Regions from separate parts of the Homo sapiens genome. Here region 1 is linked to region 2. A link is a loop called in an ENCODE intact Hi-C map of the cell type or tissue named here. Cell type or tissue: PC-3. All regions are shown on one strand. Each heading gives the region's core, and the rest is flanking DNA. Links, peaks and the distances in the headings are about the cores only.

Region 1 (8,555 bases), core at 205-8,204, 220 kb before region 2:
AGAGAGAAGAGAATAAAAATTACCTGTTTTCATAATTTAGTGAGAACGTTGTTTTATACATTTGAACTCATATCAGATTTATAGATAGGTGTGTAGCTGCAAATATTGTGTCTAATCTTTGTCTCCGTGAAATCCATAGTATTTTTGAATTTCTCTATCTCCAGCACTAATGCCCATCACACACACCCTTCCTGGCTGAATTTGATACCCCATGGTAGAAGCCTCTATCCTGCTGTCTGCGTCAGTATTTTGGAGTTCTTCCTGTGTCTAATCTGTGATACTCATTATCTGTATATTTAAATGGTCTTTCCAGCCAAGTGTGCATAACCTTTATTCTGCAGTGGGGGATTGGCCTTACATCAGTTACTTTTTCTACCCTGGCAAATGGGCTAGGCAACCTAGAAGGAAACCTGCAGGCCTCTCTTTTCCTTGTAGACCAAAGCAGATGTCTCCAGTCGACTGTCTGCTTCATTTCCTATGGACCCTCCTCTTAATTTTTTGAGCATCAAATGCTTATGCAGAAGCTCTTTCTACCTCCAAGTAAGACTGAGAGAGAATAAAGAAGGCACAGAGCGCCAAAGGTTGAAAGGCCTGAAATTTCTTCTGTGTCTTCTAGCTAAAAGGCACTGGAGTCTCCATCCCCAAATGCCCCAGGAGCAACCATCAGAAGGTCTCAAGAGGCCCAGGCCTCACCAGCTCTTCTTACCAATCCCTGCCAAGTGTTGCCAAGGAAGGGAAGAAATGGATGTCAGCCTCTTTTGACTCTTAGTGAAGTCTTACTGTTGCCTTCCTCTTTTTAGAGTAGTTGGTATTTTCACCCTGGCTTTGTACCTTCTTCCACTATCCTCTGAGATTTCTTAGTTAATCTTCTAACTCAGAATCTCTATAGCTAATCTTTTATTTCCTTCCTTTTGTTTTAAGCAGTTGGATGTTACGAGAGTAAGGGCTCCAGGTTTTAATGACAGCCCTACTAATGATTTTCTTAGCTGTGAGAATCCTACATGGTTTAAGCATAGTCAGATGTCCAGCCCAAATGACCCTGTGTGGGCGTCTGTGTGTGAGCCTCTTTGTGTGCACACATGTGTGTTTTATAGGTTTAATAAGTGTTGGCTAGGTGCAGTGACACACACCTGTAATCCCAACACTTTGGGAGGCCAAGGCGGGTGGATCACCTGAGGTCAGGAGTTCGAGACCAGCCTGGCCAACATGGTGAAACCCCATCTCTACTAAAAATACAAAAGTTAGACGGGCATGGTGGCAGGCACCTGTAATCCCAGCTACTCAGGAGGCTGAGGCAGGAGAATCGCTTGAACCCAGGAGACGGAGGTTGCAGTGAGCTGAGATTGCGCCATTACACTCCAGCCTGGGCAACAAGAGTGAAGCTCCATCTCAAAAAAAAAAAAAAAACCACACAAACAACAACAACAAAACAAGTGTTAAGCCCACTCCCATCCTTAGATCTCTTGAGACAGATTACAGAAAACTCCCATGTAGAAGAGTAGAGACAATATTTTTATTTTTGACTAGACAGTTGTATCAACATATAAAAGTGGGGTGCATCTTGTGTAGCATTAATTGAATGTGCAGAACACTGAAACATGCCTCCTTGCTGCTTATTTAGCACCTTAGTATCTACCTTTACACATCTACAAATTATAGACCCCAGGTAGTGAATGCTAGAATTAGTGTTGTAAAGCAGGTCCTATTATCCTTTGGGAGGTGCCTTCCACTGTGACCCTTTTCCCTCCTTTCTTTGTAAGAAGCTAGGAAATAAAATGGAAAATCCTGCTGTAAGATCATTTTGAAAGTATAAACTTAAATACTTGGTGTAAAAATCGATTCTCACAGCGATGCTAAGTTGCCTGTGTTGTTCTTACATGCTATTACTGCTTAATATAATAGCACACAAGTGGTATCCTCAGAGCGCGTGGCATTATTCTGGTTCAGAAATAATGTCTTGTGCTCTCACTTTGGGCTCTTCAGGTTACAAGTAACAGAGACCCACTCACGCTAGCTCAAGAAAGATTTATCAAAAGAACCTGGTAGGTCCCATGATAATCCAAGGACAGGAAGCACTTTATAGTTGGAGCTATAGAAATTGGAATTATCAGCCTGGCCAACATGGTGAAACCCCATCTCTGCTAAAAATGCAAAAATCAGCCAGGTGTGATGGCGTGTGCCTGTGATCCCAGCAACTCGGGAGGCTGAGACAGGAGAATCGCTTCAACATGGGAGGCAGAGGCTGCAGTGAGCTGAGATTGCACCACTGCACTCCAGCCTTGGTGACAGAGTGAGACTCCATCAGAAAAAAAAAAGAAATTGGAATTAGGAAACAGAAAACAAGGTTGTTTTCTGTGTGTCTTTGCAGCTGGAGTTGCCAAGTCATGGCCTTTCCGCCTTTCTCTGTGCCTGCTCCTTTACCTGTTTTTGTCTGTGTACTGGACGACTCAGTGGCAGCTTGTTGGGCACTCTAGTCCTTCACAGATCATGATAATTTTCAGTGTACCATTTTGGCTTCTGCCCTGCCTGATCACCCCAACTGTCTTGATCCTAAATTCTCAAAAGATGCATTTAATTAACTCAGCTTATCTTTTTTTGCCCACGATCTTGATTCTGAATTCCCAAAAGATGAATTTAATTAACTCAGCTTATCTTTTTTTTTCTTTCCCCCTACGATCACAAGTTTTAGGATTCTGATCAATCTGGAGATTGGATATTCTGCTCCCACTCCCACTTGCCCAGTCTGCTGTGGTTTGGAGCGTGAGGTGTGGGGGCCTACTCCTTTAAAAAATCTCCATTGGATCCCACTTGGGATGGGTTTGGGGTAGGAAGGATGATGATAGACATGCCTTATTAGAATTGCTTTGAGACTTGAAAGGGTTCCTAAAAGGCAGCATATCAATTCCAGAAGGTGGGGTGCGGGCCAGTGTTGTCTCTGTGGGTTCTACCATGGTGCACTGTGGCCAGGGCCAAAAAGTGCAGAAGGTGAATATAGCCCATCAACCTTACCTTCATCTTCAGATACTTGCAAAATAGATCTCGGATTCAGGTATGGCTCTATGAGCAAGTGAATATGCTGATAGAGGGCCGTGTCATTGGTTTTGACGAGTCTGTGAACCTCATATCAGATGATGCAGAAGCGATTCATTGTGAAACAAAGCCAAGAAAACCCCTGGGCCAGATCGTGCTAAAGGAGATCATATTCTGCCACAAAATGTCTCTAACCAGAAATGATCAAGGAAGTGAGACACTATTGAGAACTTGTTTTTTTAGGTGTCATTTGTTGGGAGTATAGTTCTAAAATGCCTGTTCAGATTGTTTCCATTATCTGTATATATTATTACCAGATGACAGTAAATGCTGTGGGATTGTTTTTATTAAAAAATAAAATAAAAACAATTAAAAACAGCCCATCAGCACTTTTCTAATGTTTTCTGGTCATTTACATTTACCTTTTTGTGACACTGGCTTCTTAAACTTCAGCTTTATGATTTTCTGTATTCTGTTAGACTCAAAGTTAGGGACCTTGGCACCTTCCTTTTAATTTTTTCAGCACTCACTCAAATTCATCCTAGTCCAGCCTCTCATATTTTTTGTCTCAAATGATTGCATGCATTCAAGATAGAGGCTAATATTTGATAGCAGAGTTCTGTGGTGAATTTTGAATAGGAAAATCTGATGAAACAACCTCCATTATCTGTTCAATTTTCCTGTGTGCTATTTCTTAAAACGGATTCATGGCTAGTTTGGTTCTGTTGGGCTGATTGCTGTGTGAACCTTCACCCTGTTCTCAGCCTTTTAAAATTTTAGTCTAATGCATTTACAGTTTAGATATTTTAACCTGGGGAAGTATGTATGAGCCACACCTGCAGTTTTGTTAATTACTTTATAATCAGTACCTTAAAACCCTTGAAAACAGATTCCTAAAAGAAGGCATGTCACTTATATTCAGTGGCAATAATAATTCTCTAATATTTTCTTCTAAAGATTGATGGTAAATATTGGCCCCAGTATGCACATAAAAGTAATTTGGCAGTTATCTTTTTTGAAATTTTGATTTCTAATTTAAAAAATAGAAAAGTTTGATTAGAAAGCTTATTATAAGTAGAATTTGCATTTTACTCTAAATGTAAATTACAAGCCATGAGTTGAATTTTGGTTTTGATGGCGATTTTTTAAAGCTTTTTCATTTTTATGTTAAATTATTTTACTTAAACAGAAATGTCCTGTTTGAGTATATAAGTGCTGTTACCCCAGAACCTCATAATCATTCATATCCTGGGAGAGATGAGTGGCAGAATTAGCGTGACTCAGACTTGATTTTCCAGGGAAGTGGCCTAGCTTCTCTTCCGAATTACCTGCTAAGTTTTAAGAATGTGGACTCTCAGGCCTCAACATAGAGCTACTGCCTCGGAATTTCCAGGGGTTCCTTTCATAATCTGTACTCTTTCTTTTAAATTTGGTAACGAATCCCACACACAGCTAGATTGGGGAATGAGTCTAGGCCTCTAGTTCCCAGTCTCACCAAAAGGAACACCTCCCGTCAGTGTAATTTACTGCATGTTGAGAACTTAATCATGGGTCAGAGGATCGTTCCATTTAACAAATGCTAAGTGTGTATTGTGTCCAAGGCATTGCAACATGCATTGTGTCCAAGGAATTTACAAAGATGCATAGTATATATGTAATACCATTAATGCCCTCAAAATACTTTTGGCTAGCTGGTGTATGTGAGTCTACATTGTGATGACTTGAGTTCTTCAAGGATCATCATGCAATTCTTAATTATAACGTTGATACACTGTAAGTTGTAGTGATGCTTTAAAAATTCTTATTCGCACGTGGTTTTAGGAGCTGTACTGGGTCTTTGTGTTTCGAGTTGGCTGCTTCTGTCTAGGCTTGGTCTTTCACATGTTAAATTTGTGTAGCACATTTTCTTAACAACGCTGTCATAATCATGCTACTGGGCAAGCGAATTCCATGAGGAATTAGCACATTTAGTGGGTTTAGGTTATTTTTGTTTTGTAGTGAATGGAAGAGCACTGTTTAAACATCTTTATTACATACCTGGAGGAGTTGTTTTGTGAAGATGTGTTGGCTTTGTGTATCGATAATGAATGATCGTTTTTAGGTTTCAGTGCTTGTGATCTTGGAAGTTTGTGTTCAGCTTTGTGCTTTCACGTCACTAGGTGGAGATGTAGCATTGTTTGGCGGCATAGGCTAAGCAAGAGGAGTGAGTCTTGATTTCTCTTCTTTTGACAAAAGTACTTTACAGATATTTGATAAGGTTTATTATAGCCTAGGAAAACACTTGTAAATTTAGTACAATTCAAAATTTTTAACTTTTTTTTCAGGATTGAAGTTCAATCCTACTTAAGTGTCTATTTTCATACTGATCAACTCTTTTAAACATTTTTTTTCTCCTCTTACTGCTGTTTCCTTTTTGCTGTCCCTCATTATTTCACCTTGTCTGAGTTATTTTAATGTCTCTATCTTTGGTTCTTTATAGAGATTTAATTCTAAAAGTTTAGTAAAGGAATCAGAATTCTTACTCTGAGGTCAAATAATAGATAATTAATTTGGTAGCAATATGAAGTCAATGAACTAAAATTTATAGTCTGAACATACCCTAATCTTATCTTTGTATTATTTTAGGTTAATAATGTCAATTTTTAACATTAACATTCTGTAGGGCTTACTTTTCCCCCTTTGCTTCCTTCCTTCTTTCTCTCACCTCTTGAATATTAAACAAGCACAGTATTTACTTTGCACGGTATTGATGTGGGGAATATAAAGGAAATAAGAGCCTGTCTTCAAAGAGCTGATAATCCTGTTGAGAACATTCCAAATGCGCCCACGAAGCAGCAGTTTTCTACTCCTAGGTATATACCCAAGATAAATGAAGGCATATGTTCACACAAACATTTGGACATAAAGGTTCATAGCAGCACTATTCATAATAGCCAAAAAGTGGAAACAACCCAGATGTCTACCAGCTGATGAACGGATAAAGAAAATATGGTATACTTGTACAATGGAATGTGATATAGCAATAAAAAGAAATGAGATCCTGATACATGCTGTGATGTAGATGATGCTTGAAAACATGCTGGTGAAAGAAGCCAGTCACAGAAGACCGCATATTATTCCGTTTATGTAAAAAGTCCAGAATAGCAAATCTATAGAGATAAAGTAGATCCATGGTTGCCTAGGGCTGGGTGGAGGGGAGTAACTGCTAATGGGTTCGGAACTTCTTTTTGTAGTGATGAATATGTAAACTTGATTATAGTGATTAATGCACAGCTCTGACTATATACTAAAAACCACTGAGTTGTATGTACTTTTTTTTTTTTTTTGAGATGGAGTCTTGCTCTTTTGCCCAGGCTGGAGTGCAGTGGTGTGATCTCAGCTCACTGCAACCTCTGCCTCCTGGGTCCAAGCGATTCTCCTGCCTCAACCTCCCAAGTAGCTGGGACTACAGGCACCCGCCACCATGCCTGGCTAATTTTTGTATTTTTAGTAGAGAAGGGGTGTCACCATGTTGGCTAGGCTGGTCTTGAACTCCTGACCTCAAGTGATCCCCCTGCCTCGGCCTCCCAAAGTGCTGGGATTACAGGTGTGAGCCACTGTGCCCAGCTGTGTGTACACTTTACTTTCAATGAGTGAATTGTATGGCATAAGAATTATCTCCAATAAAGATTTTTAAAAAGTAAATTACCAAAAGGTTTAAAATTTATCAAACTAAGGTTGTTTTTTGTTTGTTTGTTTTTGTTTTTGTTTTTTGAGATGGAGTCTCACTCTGTCCCCCAGGCTGGAGTGCAGTGGCACGATCTCGGCTCACTGCAACCTCCACCTCCTGGGTTCAAGCAATTCTCCTGCCTCAGCCTCCCAACTAGCTGGGATTACAGACGCTCACCACCATGCCTGGCTAATTTTTGTATTTTTAGTAGAGATGGAGTTTCACCATGTTGGCCTGGCTGGTCTTGAACTCCTGGCCTCAAGTGATCAGCCCACCTCGGCCTCCCAAAGTCCTGGGTTTACAGGCGTGAGCCACTGCACCCGGCTCAAGGACTGTTTGTTGACCATCTACACAGGCACTATACGAAGTTCTATGCAAGTTATGAAACAAGTGTTAAGACACAAACGCTGACTTCAGATTGTTTACAGTTCGAGAGAAAAGGCATATATGCAATGTCCAATGTCTTGTAATGCACCTTTGCTTTCTGAATCTGCTCCCCATCTTTGAATCTCCTGAATTCTGTCTTCCGGCTGTTTCTGTAATGGCTCTTATCTTCTTACCATATGTCTTTTATTTTATCCTTTAAAAAGCGGACTGTTGCTCCTCAGACTTTGATAAATATCAGCCCCAGCCTGTTACCTTTAACTAACTCAAAGGACCTTTTAAAGTGATAGTGGCATCTCCAGTAACTTAAATTGTGTGGCTCATGGAAATCTATTCATTCAGCAAATACTTACTGAGGTTTCACTTACAAATAACTCTGGCAAATCACAAGACTGTTGGCATTATTATTTTTAAGATCATGACAAATATTCTTTTGCTACAATTTAGTCAGGTTGCATGGTGCTTAGAACGTATAGTCTTGAGTTCCTAAATTTTCATGAAAAATATATTTTGGTAATAGTATAAGTTAAACAAGTACGTGTTTGGTATAGAGCTAGCTGAATTGCCAGTATTCTAGTATGTTGACATTGTTATGGTCATTAAAACTTTGAGAAAAGAAAGCCAGGCACGGTGGCTCATGCCTGTAATCCCAGCACTTTTGGGAGGCCAAAGAGGGTGGATCACCTGAGGTCAGGAGTTCGAGACCAGCCTGGCCAACATAATGAAACCTCATCTCTACTAAAAATACAAAAATTAGCTGGGCGTGGTGGCACACACCTGTAATCCCAGCTACTCGGGAGGCTGAGGCAGGAGAATCGCTTGAACCTGGGAGGCGGAGGTTGCAGTGAGCCGAGATGACACCACTGCACTCCAGCCTGGGTGACAGAGTGAGACTCTGTCTCAAAAAACAAACAAACGAACAAACAAACAGAAAATCCTTTAAGAAAAGAGAGATTGGCTGGGCATGGTGGCATATGCCTGTAAGGCCAGCTACTTGGAAGGCTGAGGCGGGAGGACTGCTTGAGCCCAGGAGTTCGAGGCTGCAATGAGCTATGATCACACCACTGTACTCTAGCCTAGGCGATAGAGTGAGACGCTGTCTTGGAAAAAATAGAAAAGAGAAATTTTGCATTAGTCATGGTAATTCTATTAAAGCCACAAAAGGGTATTTTGTAAAAGGTTGTAGTTGATTAATTCTACATCCATCCGTTTAGACAGTTTATCTTATGTACCTATAGATATATACATGCACATGTGCACACACACACACACACACACACACACACACACACACACACACGCTTGTGCCTATGTTATTAGTACAGCAGCTAAACTTTTTCCTTTTCTTGCAGATGCATATGAAACAGCCAAGATGCTGTGTGAACAGTATTACCTGGTAGCTCCAGAGCTGGAAGTTGAAGAATTCAATGGT
Region 2 (8,555 bases), core at 269-8,268:
ATAATAAAATGAACTCCCCATACCAATCACTCATATTCAGCAGTTAGCAAGATTTTGTTACACTTGTTTATTTCCCTCCTTTTTTTCTTCTTGAAGTATTTTAAAGCTAGTCTCAGACATTGTGTCATTTTCCCTGTGAACCTTGGTATGCTTCTCTCAAAATGTGGTATTTCTTATATAATACCATTAGCACACCTAATAACATTAACAGTGACTCCTTGGTATAATCTAAAATACCCAGTCCATACTTACATGACTCTGTCTCTCAAGATGCCTTTTAAAACTCAGTTTGTTTGAATCAGGATTCACACAAGATTCGCAGATGGTATTTAATCTATGTGCCTCTTGAATCTCTTTTAAACAGGAAGAACTCACTCCTACTCTCCAGTTTTTTTAATGACATTGAATAATTAAAGAATCATTGTTGGTTGTCTTGTAGAATATCCCGTTTTCTCTATTTATTTGCTTTGTTGTGGTGTCATTGGACTTTTCCTCTATACCAGGGGTTGGCAGGCAATCAATTGTCTGTGAGCCAAATCCAGCCTGCTACCTATTTGTGCAAGTCAAATTTCACTGGAAGACAGCATGTTTACAGCTGCTTTTGCACTATGACAGCAGAATTGAGTAGTAACGGTGACCATATTTAGGCCTGCAAAGCCTAAAATATTTACTGTCTGGCTCTTGAAAGAAAAAGTGTGCTGACCCTGCCTTATCCTTCATATTTCCGCATACTATAAGTGAGCTCTAAAGGATCAAATTAGATTCAGGTTCAACTTTTTTAGCCAAAATGCTTTATAGGTGATGCAGTGTACTTCATATTGCATCATATCAGAAGACACAATGTCTGGTTAAGCTGCTATTAGTTGACAAAGGCTGGGATCAGTGGAAAAAAATAACCTGCTATTAGTGAGTCTGTGTCTGATTAGCAGTTGAATGAATGATAACTATTGTAATTCTCCATCAGTTTTTCATCTAAGGTTTTTTAACTTTGACACTACAGGTATTTTGGGCCGGATAATGCTTTTGTGGGGTACTGTCCTGGGCATTGTAGGATGTTTAACAGCATCCCTGGTCTTTACTTTCTAGATGCCAGTAGCATCCGTCCCCTCTAGTTGTGACAACCAAAAAATGCCTACAAACACATCATCAGATGTCCCCGGGTCAGGGGATGTGTATGTGTGTATAAAATTACCCCCAGTTGAGAACCACTGAGCTAATGGCTTCATTTATTAGTCATTTTTGCCGGAATTAGTTAATTTCATTAGAAGTCGTAAAATGGTGATTTTTTAAAAATTCTGTCCATGGTTTTTAAATTTTTCTATAAAATTAAATTTTTTTCTTTAGCCAGTATTATTTGGTTATGCCATAATGGTTTACACAGGAAAGACAGGATAAATGCTTACTTCCTTCTCTTTAATTGCCAGTTGTCCTAGTAGGAAGTTGGGACCTATATTACATGCAGTCGTGACTGATGCTTTATTTATTTATTTATTTTTGTTGTTATGTTTTAACTTCCTAAGTCCTTTTGACATTGATAGGGATCTTTTTTAACAGCATTTTGTCAGTGTTTTCAGTATTTTCTGATTTTTTTTTTTAGTATGTGTTTTGATCTTTTTTTCTTTCTTTTTTTTGAGACAGAGTCTTACTCTGTTGCCCAGGCTAGAGTGCAGTGACATAGTCTCAGCTTACTGTGGCCTCTGCCTCCCAGGTTCCAGTGATTCTCCTGCCTCAGCCTCCCGAGTAACTGGGATTACAGGTGCGGGCCACTACACATGGTTAATTTTTAGCAGAGGCGGGGTTTCACCATGTTGCCCAGGCTGGTCTTGAACCCCTGACCTCAAGTGATCTGCCCACCCCAGCCTCCCAAAGTGCTGGAATTACAGGCGTGAGCCACTGCACCCGGCGTGATCTTTTAATAATAGTTAATACTGTAGATGGCCATAGTTCATAGTTAAGTGTTTGGGAGAAGTTTAATTAGTAGTTAAAATTTTAAGAAAGTATCCACCTCTAGTGTCCAGAATGAGGTTTCCACATTCCATTTTCTTTTCTTTTTTTTTCTTTTTTTGAGATGGAGTCTTGCTCTGTTGCCTAGGCTGGAGTGGAGTACAGTGATGCGATCTCCGCTCACTGCAACCTCTGTCTCCCGGGTTCAAGTGATTCTCCTGCCTCAGCCTCCTGAGTAACTGGAATTACAGGTGTGCGTCACCACATGCCCAGCTAATTTTTATATTTTTAGTAGAGACGGAGTTTCCCCATGTTGGCCAGGCTAGTCCCAAACTCCTGACCTTAAGTGATCCGCCCACCTTGGCCTCCCAAAGTGCTGGGATTACAGGCGTGAGCTACCATGCCCAACCCCATTTTCTAATAAAAGGAAATTGGGCGCTCTGGAGTAATGGCAGATTCAGGGAAGGAAATGTCCAGGATAAGTCTGGAACATCTTATTATACCAGAAAGCAACGACAGTATTAAAATCTACTGAAGATATGTCAAAAGGACTCAGGAATCAACTTGAAGAGTCTTCTACTGAACAAAGATGGGACAATGTGAGGGTAAGAATAAGTTGAACAGATTGCAACACATCAGATCCATGAGTTCATAATGATATTGTCTGCAATGACACCACATCGATCACTTCTGAAGGAAGCTGGGGAACCAACTCATTATTTTGAAAACTGATAAAGGGATTGAATGAAGGTTTTTGACTTTTCTGAACACATGCTATACCTCAGGCAACCAAATAATTGATGAGGGGAAGTTTCTCTTCATAGACGGTTTCCAGCTAATAAATGAAAGATAAATGGAATAGTACCACTTTGTAATTGCCGGTGAAATAATGGATCTAGGAAGTGATCACCAGTGGGTACTTATATCTCTAAGGTAGAGATGAGCAGACATTATGTGCCTGTGCCTTTGGATAGAAGTAATCAGCGCCTCTAAAGTATTCTTGCCCCAGAATTGAACCTGATTTTGATCAAGCTTTTAGACCTAACTATGAATTTATAGACAGTATGGAGACAGAAAAACAAGTTAAGTGACACTGTTGGGACACAAGTAGTAGAATCCATACTATGGGGCACTCTCTAGGACAAACAGCCTAGTTTCTTTAGCAAGTAAATTATAGGGGAATGACAGATGGGATAGGGTTGTACCTGTAGTTTTACATATCAGCCATTACAAAGTATGGTCCTTGTGTGGTAAATAAAATTGAGATAATTGGAAAATATGAAAATTTAAATTCTGCCTGGATAATTAATGATTTTAAGAAATTACTATTCATGTAATTGTATTAGGTGAGATAATTGTATTGTGATTATATTTTTCAAACTTCTTATCTTTCAGAGTGGTGGTGGTTGTCAGCTGGGTGAGATTTTGCCTCTAAGGGGACATTTAACAATGTCTGGAGACATTTTTGGTTGTCACAACTCAGGGGGTCTGGGAATGGTAATACTGGCAACTAGTAGGGAGATGCTGGGGATGCTGCTAACATCATACAGAGCACAGGACAGCCCCCACAACAAAGAATTATTTGGCCCAAGGTGTTAATAGCTCCATGATTGAGAAACCCAGTTTTAGAGATTGATGCTGAAATCTTCCCAGATAAAATGATGGGTTTGGGTTTTGCTTCAAAATAATCTAGAGAGAGGAAGGAAGTAGGTAGGGTTATAGATGAGTTGATAATTGAAACTGGATGATGGCTATACAGGAGTTAATTTTATTTTGTCTATTTTTAATGTGTTTACATATTTTTATAATAAAAAGTTTAAAGTATTTATTATTTTTCGAGACAGAGTCTCACTCTGTCACCCATGCTGGAGCGCAGTGGTGCGATCTCAGTTCACTACAACCTCTGCCTCTTGGGTTCAAGTGATTCTCCTGCCTCAGTCTCCCGAGTAGCTGGGATTACAGGTGCACGCCACCATGCCCAGCTAAGTACTGTATTTTTAGTAGAGACGGGGTTTTACCATGTTGGCCAGGCTCGTCTCGAACTCCTGACCTCAAGTGGTCCACCCGCCTCAGCCTCTCAGAGTGCTGGAATTACAGGCATGAGCCACCACGCCTGGCCAAACTTTTCATATGTGTTTAAATGTGTATCTTTAAATATTCTTGGTGATTTTGGTGAGAATGCAGAATGTATAGTAGCGGTCTGGTAAGTGGGTTTTTTCCTCCTTTCTTTGCAGATTATTGCTATGGCAGCTTTGGTCCATCACAGTTTTGCATTGGATAAAGCAGCCCCAAAGCCTCCCTTTCAGTCACACTTCTGTGGTATGTATTTTTTTTTAAGCTGGCTTACTAACAGCTTGATTTGAATTTCCTTATTTTTTCTCCAGCTATTGGATCAGTAACTTGTTTTTCAAAAATTGTTTTCAAGAATAGTGCATATTGTTAAAGAGGGTTTTGTTTTTTTTTGTTTTTTTTTTTTTTGCCATGGAAACTAAGTTTTATTGGGTTGGTTGCCTCCTATTCAGCTGGTTCATTTTTTTTTTTCTAGGAGAAGTCTGGAGTCTATTTGACATCTTTTTTTTGTTTCAATGGTTGCTCTACTGAGGTTGAGTAGTTTTTTCCTGGGTCAAAATTAGACTTTATTTTCTGATGTCATTCTAATAGCCTATCATAGAAGCTTGATCAAAGTTTTCTGTGTGATGAGGCAAGATGCCAAGGAATAAATATTTACCTATTTGGGAGGAGTTATAGTAATAAGAATTGGAGTTGGGTTGTGCTATGCATAAAATTCAATGGATGAAACAATTCCACCAAGTTCTGCATATGTGTTTTATGAGTCAGTCTCCAAGGAGGATTCTGATATATTCCATGTTGAGAGCTTGGCCAGTTACCTAAGCATTTTGCTGTTTTTTAAAAAAGGGAATAATACCATTGACCTATTATATTTCCTGGGATCTTTTTCAGCCCAGAAGCAGAGATTAACTTGGCGAGCCTCTCGTCTGGTTTTCTTGGGTGTTAGGAAAGTAGGACTAAAACATGCAGAGAAGGGAGTATGAGATATGATTGTTGTGAAGTTTTCCCCCTTAAGTGGGTGGAACACATGGAACAAAATGGTGATGAGAATAGCCTGGAAAATATGTAGAAGAGAGCAATCATGAGTTCATTTCAACACGCATTTATTCACTTCCTCTATGTACGTCACTATGTGAACAGCTGTTGTGTATGGTAAGGAACTTACAGTGTGTAATAGGGGAAGCTTTGGTCAATTTTACCTTTTCAGAAGGCTGAACTGAGTTTCTCCGCTGTATGTTGCTTGCGGCATTGGTGGTGGTGGGATTTCCTTTGAGGAAGACTGCTAAAATCTTCCATTCTGGCTTCAGTGGATAGATAGCAAATGTTTCATCAAAGCAGTTTTAACAACTGCAGGGACTTAGGGTTCTGTGCTTGACCATTCTTTTGAGGTCATCAACATGACCAGTGGAAGTATTTGATGACCCTCCTAATTCTTTAGGGTTGGGGGGAATATATTTAAGACAGTTTCGTTTGGAAACATGTACTATATGATTACCTGAAATTAGACTAAGATGGGTGTTGGAATCTTTATTTTTTTTCCTTTTTACAGTTGTGTCTAAACCAAAGGACTGTATTTTTCCATATGCTTTCAAAGAAGTCATTGAGAAAAAGGTAAAGTGCTCATTATATGAAGCACCTGTTTGTTTGGAGCGAGAAAGAAAAGGGGGGTGGTATGGACTAGTAGAAAAAAGGTGTTTTATATTTTATTAGATTCATTCCTGCCAGATTGGACTATGACATCGACCCATTAAAATGTATTAGACATACACCTAGAAGCATTATTTAACAATGTTTAAATGTTTTACTACCTGAAAATAATGGGATTCTGTACTGTATTGGTGGTTGGATAGGCTCAAACCCCCCTCCAATAGCTTAATTAGAAGCTTCTCTAAAATGCATGATCATATGATTCCTGTTTTGGGAAGGTGTTGGGTAGAGTCCCTCCCCAGCTTGAGGGAAGCTAAATGAAGTTGGGAATACTGTGGACGTTAAAGAGCCATGTATTGACAAAGTTGACATGGGGTTGGCCAAAATGGATCAGTGATCTCTAAATTCCAGCGTGCTCCATGAAGAAGTTTTCATGGGTCCTTAATAAAATGGGGAGGAGTGGGAAGTAGTATAATGTAGTGAATTTTTCACAAAGGTAAATGTATTCAATTAAAAGAATTTTCTTTTATGGATTGTATGTTGTTTCTTTTACGAAGTGATGATATTGATACGTTTTTAGGTTTGTTTTGTTTTTTAATGTCTTCATCTGACAAAAGTAAGCAACCTTGTCAGGTTCTACTTATTTTATTTAATTGGCTTGAGAAGTCCAGTAGTTGGGAGGTACTGTTAGATTAGGCTATTATTTGTGAAGTGCCGTGAATTACCTAACCAGGTAAAATGACCTAGGAAAATTCCATTAGAGTCAAACCGACTTTTTTTTTGAGACGGAGTCCCGCTTTGTTGCCCAGGCTGGAGTGCATTGGCGTGATATTGGCTCACTGCAGCCTCCACTCCCTAGTTCAAGGGATTCTCGTGCCTCAGCCTCCTGAGTATCTGGGATTACAGGCTCGTGGCACCACGCCCAGCTAATTTTTGTATTTTTAGTAGAGACAGGGTTTCACCATATTGACCAGGATGGTCTCAAGCTCCTGACCTCAAGTGATTCACCCGCCTCAGCCTCCCAAAGTGCTGGGATTACAGGTGTGAGCCACTGCGCCCAGCCACTTATAATTCTTAAATATGTTTGTTTTTAGTCTAGTTTCTTATTTATCAGTTCTCATCTTACCATTTGGGATTATTTTATACAATCCTTGGGATTTCTTTGCCCAGTAAATACATAAACAGTGAAGTCTACCAGGGATTATATAGGAAAGTAATGTTTTTGATAGGTACTCTGATTCATATGCTCTAAATGTGTCCAGATGCACAAGCATGTCCCTGTGGAGGGACATTTCTATATTTTATGTTGCTCAGCACTTAAAATATTTTGCTTTATTCACATGCTTATTACTAGAATGAGCTCCTCAGAGACTTTGAAATTATTACTATGAAACCTACAATCAGGAATTTCATTGCTACATTTAGTTTTGAAATGGATGGTTTCTTTTAACCCTAAGAAATCTTACCATAGTTGAACAAGAAGCCAAGATACAGTACTTGCGGACAGTAAAGAGTCGTCAGTGACTGGTGTGTTTTTATCTAACAGAATGTGAAGGTTGAGGTTGCTGCAACAGAAAGAACACTGCTAGGTTTTTTCCTTGCAAAAGTTCACAAAATTGATCCTGATATCATTGTGGTGAGTAGATGTTTGATCATGTTGTGGGGAAGCTCTTCATTTCTTAGTTCTTTTCAGTGTGACTTTATTGGTGCTTTTGAGCAGCAAATAATCTTTTCAGAGTAAAATGATCCTGTGGACTGGTGGGAATTGCTGCTAATAGGAGAAAAAAATAGCAAGCCCACTGCAAGATAGTTTTTTTTTTTCTCTAGTATAAAAGCAACCTATGACTTAGTGTTGAAGTTAAGGATTGTCTGGCTATTTATGCTTAGAGACCAGCACATAAATAAGTAAACATGTACAAATGGAGTTATCGCCAAAATATTGACTTAGTAGTTGTATAGTGGTCACAGGAGTTTATTAATTCCCTTGGTTTGGTGCAAATCACAAAACTAAGTATTTTAATTTTATGAGTTCAGTGGATCTCTATGACATATTCCTTTGAAAACTCAGGGCTCGGAATTGATTTTTCTCTTGACGATCCAGTATATCCCCACTAGATAGCTTGAGCTAATAATTCATTGAGCTATTTTTTGCCCCAATTCCTGAGAGTCATAAGGCAACATTTTGTTTTATATATCCTCTGGCCTTTCTAGTTTGTAGAATATGGAATTCCTTCATTTGTCTTTTTTCTAGGTTAATGGATCAATCATATTGTTTTTGTTTTTTCAGAGGAATGTAGGCTATAAATGCCTATATTTTGGATGTGATATGGGTAATTTGGGTACATTAAAGTCTTGCAAAAGTGTTTGCCGTATTCTTCCCTACATTCATTTTTACTCTTGGATACCTTATCTGGCAACTGTATAGCTAGCATCCTGAGTTCCTGTGGATAGGAAGCGATATCTCTGCACCCACTTCCCTTATGATATTTCAAGACCTATCTTTAAAGTTCCAAAAAGATTCTGTCCACAGTGTTGGACTGTGACATTCTGTCTCAGCACCAGGCCCTCAGTCAGCCTCCAATAACAACAGTTTCTTGGACCCCAAGGAGATGCCATGAAGCCTGGGAAACCTGGCCTGGCTTCAGGTGTTAGAGCCAAGTCTATGCGTGAGAAATCTAGATGTAAGATGGAATTCTGACATGAATATGGGTCCCTGATTCTAGGTATTATAATTTGTAAGTGAGACTTCCTCAAGGCCTTTGGGTCTTCTAATTTAATAAGCAAAACTGCTATAAATATCTAGTGGTAAAATACATATAAAATTAACTATGTTGACCATTTTATAGTATACAGTTCAGTGGTATTAACTACACTCATAATGTTATACAACCATC

The links. A loop is a pair of places that touch in the nucleus more often than their neighbours do. Peaks named below come from ENCODE experiments on the same cell type or tissue, not always from the same donor. Only the 100,000 strongest peaks of a DNase experiment are listed, where the experiment ranks them.
Region 1: a loop joins it to region 2, with 8 times the contacts of the local background. A loop is called at or near these places in 4 of 110 quality-filtered maps.

The regions. Positions count from the first base shown.
Region 1 is chrX:24,510,458-24,519,012 of GRCh38, forward strand. PDK3 (pyruvate dehydrogenase kinase 3) reads left to right here. Exons shown (of 11, transcript NM_005391.5): 6 at 8,476-8,553. It also overlaps the pseudogene SNRPEP9. Among named protein-coding and RNA genes, the nearest start is that of PDK3, 49 kb to the left of the region's middle. RefSeq lists an enhancer at 2,884-3,003. In PC-3, for the core only: a CTCF peak has its summit at 5,175; no DNase peak of the experiment used is centred there.
Region 2 is chrX:24,728,192-24,736,746 of GRCh38, forward strand. POLA1 (DNA polymerase alpha 1, catalytic subunit) reads left to right here. Exons shown (of 37, transcript NM_001330360.2): 16 at 4,179-4,263; 17 at 5,564-5,625; 18 at 7,208-7,297. Among named protein-coding and RNA genes, the nearest start is that of POLA1, 39 kb to the left of the region's middle. In PC-3, for the core only: no CTCF peak of the experiment used is centred there; no DNase peak of the experiment used is centred there; H3K27ac peaks cover 542 bases.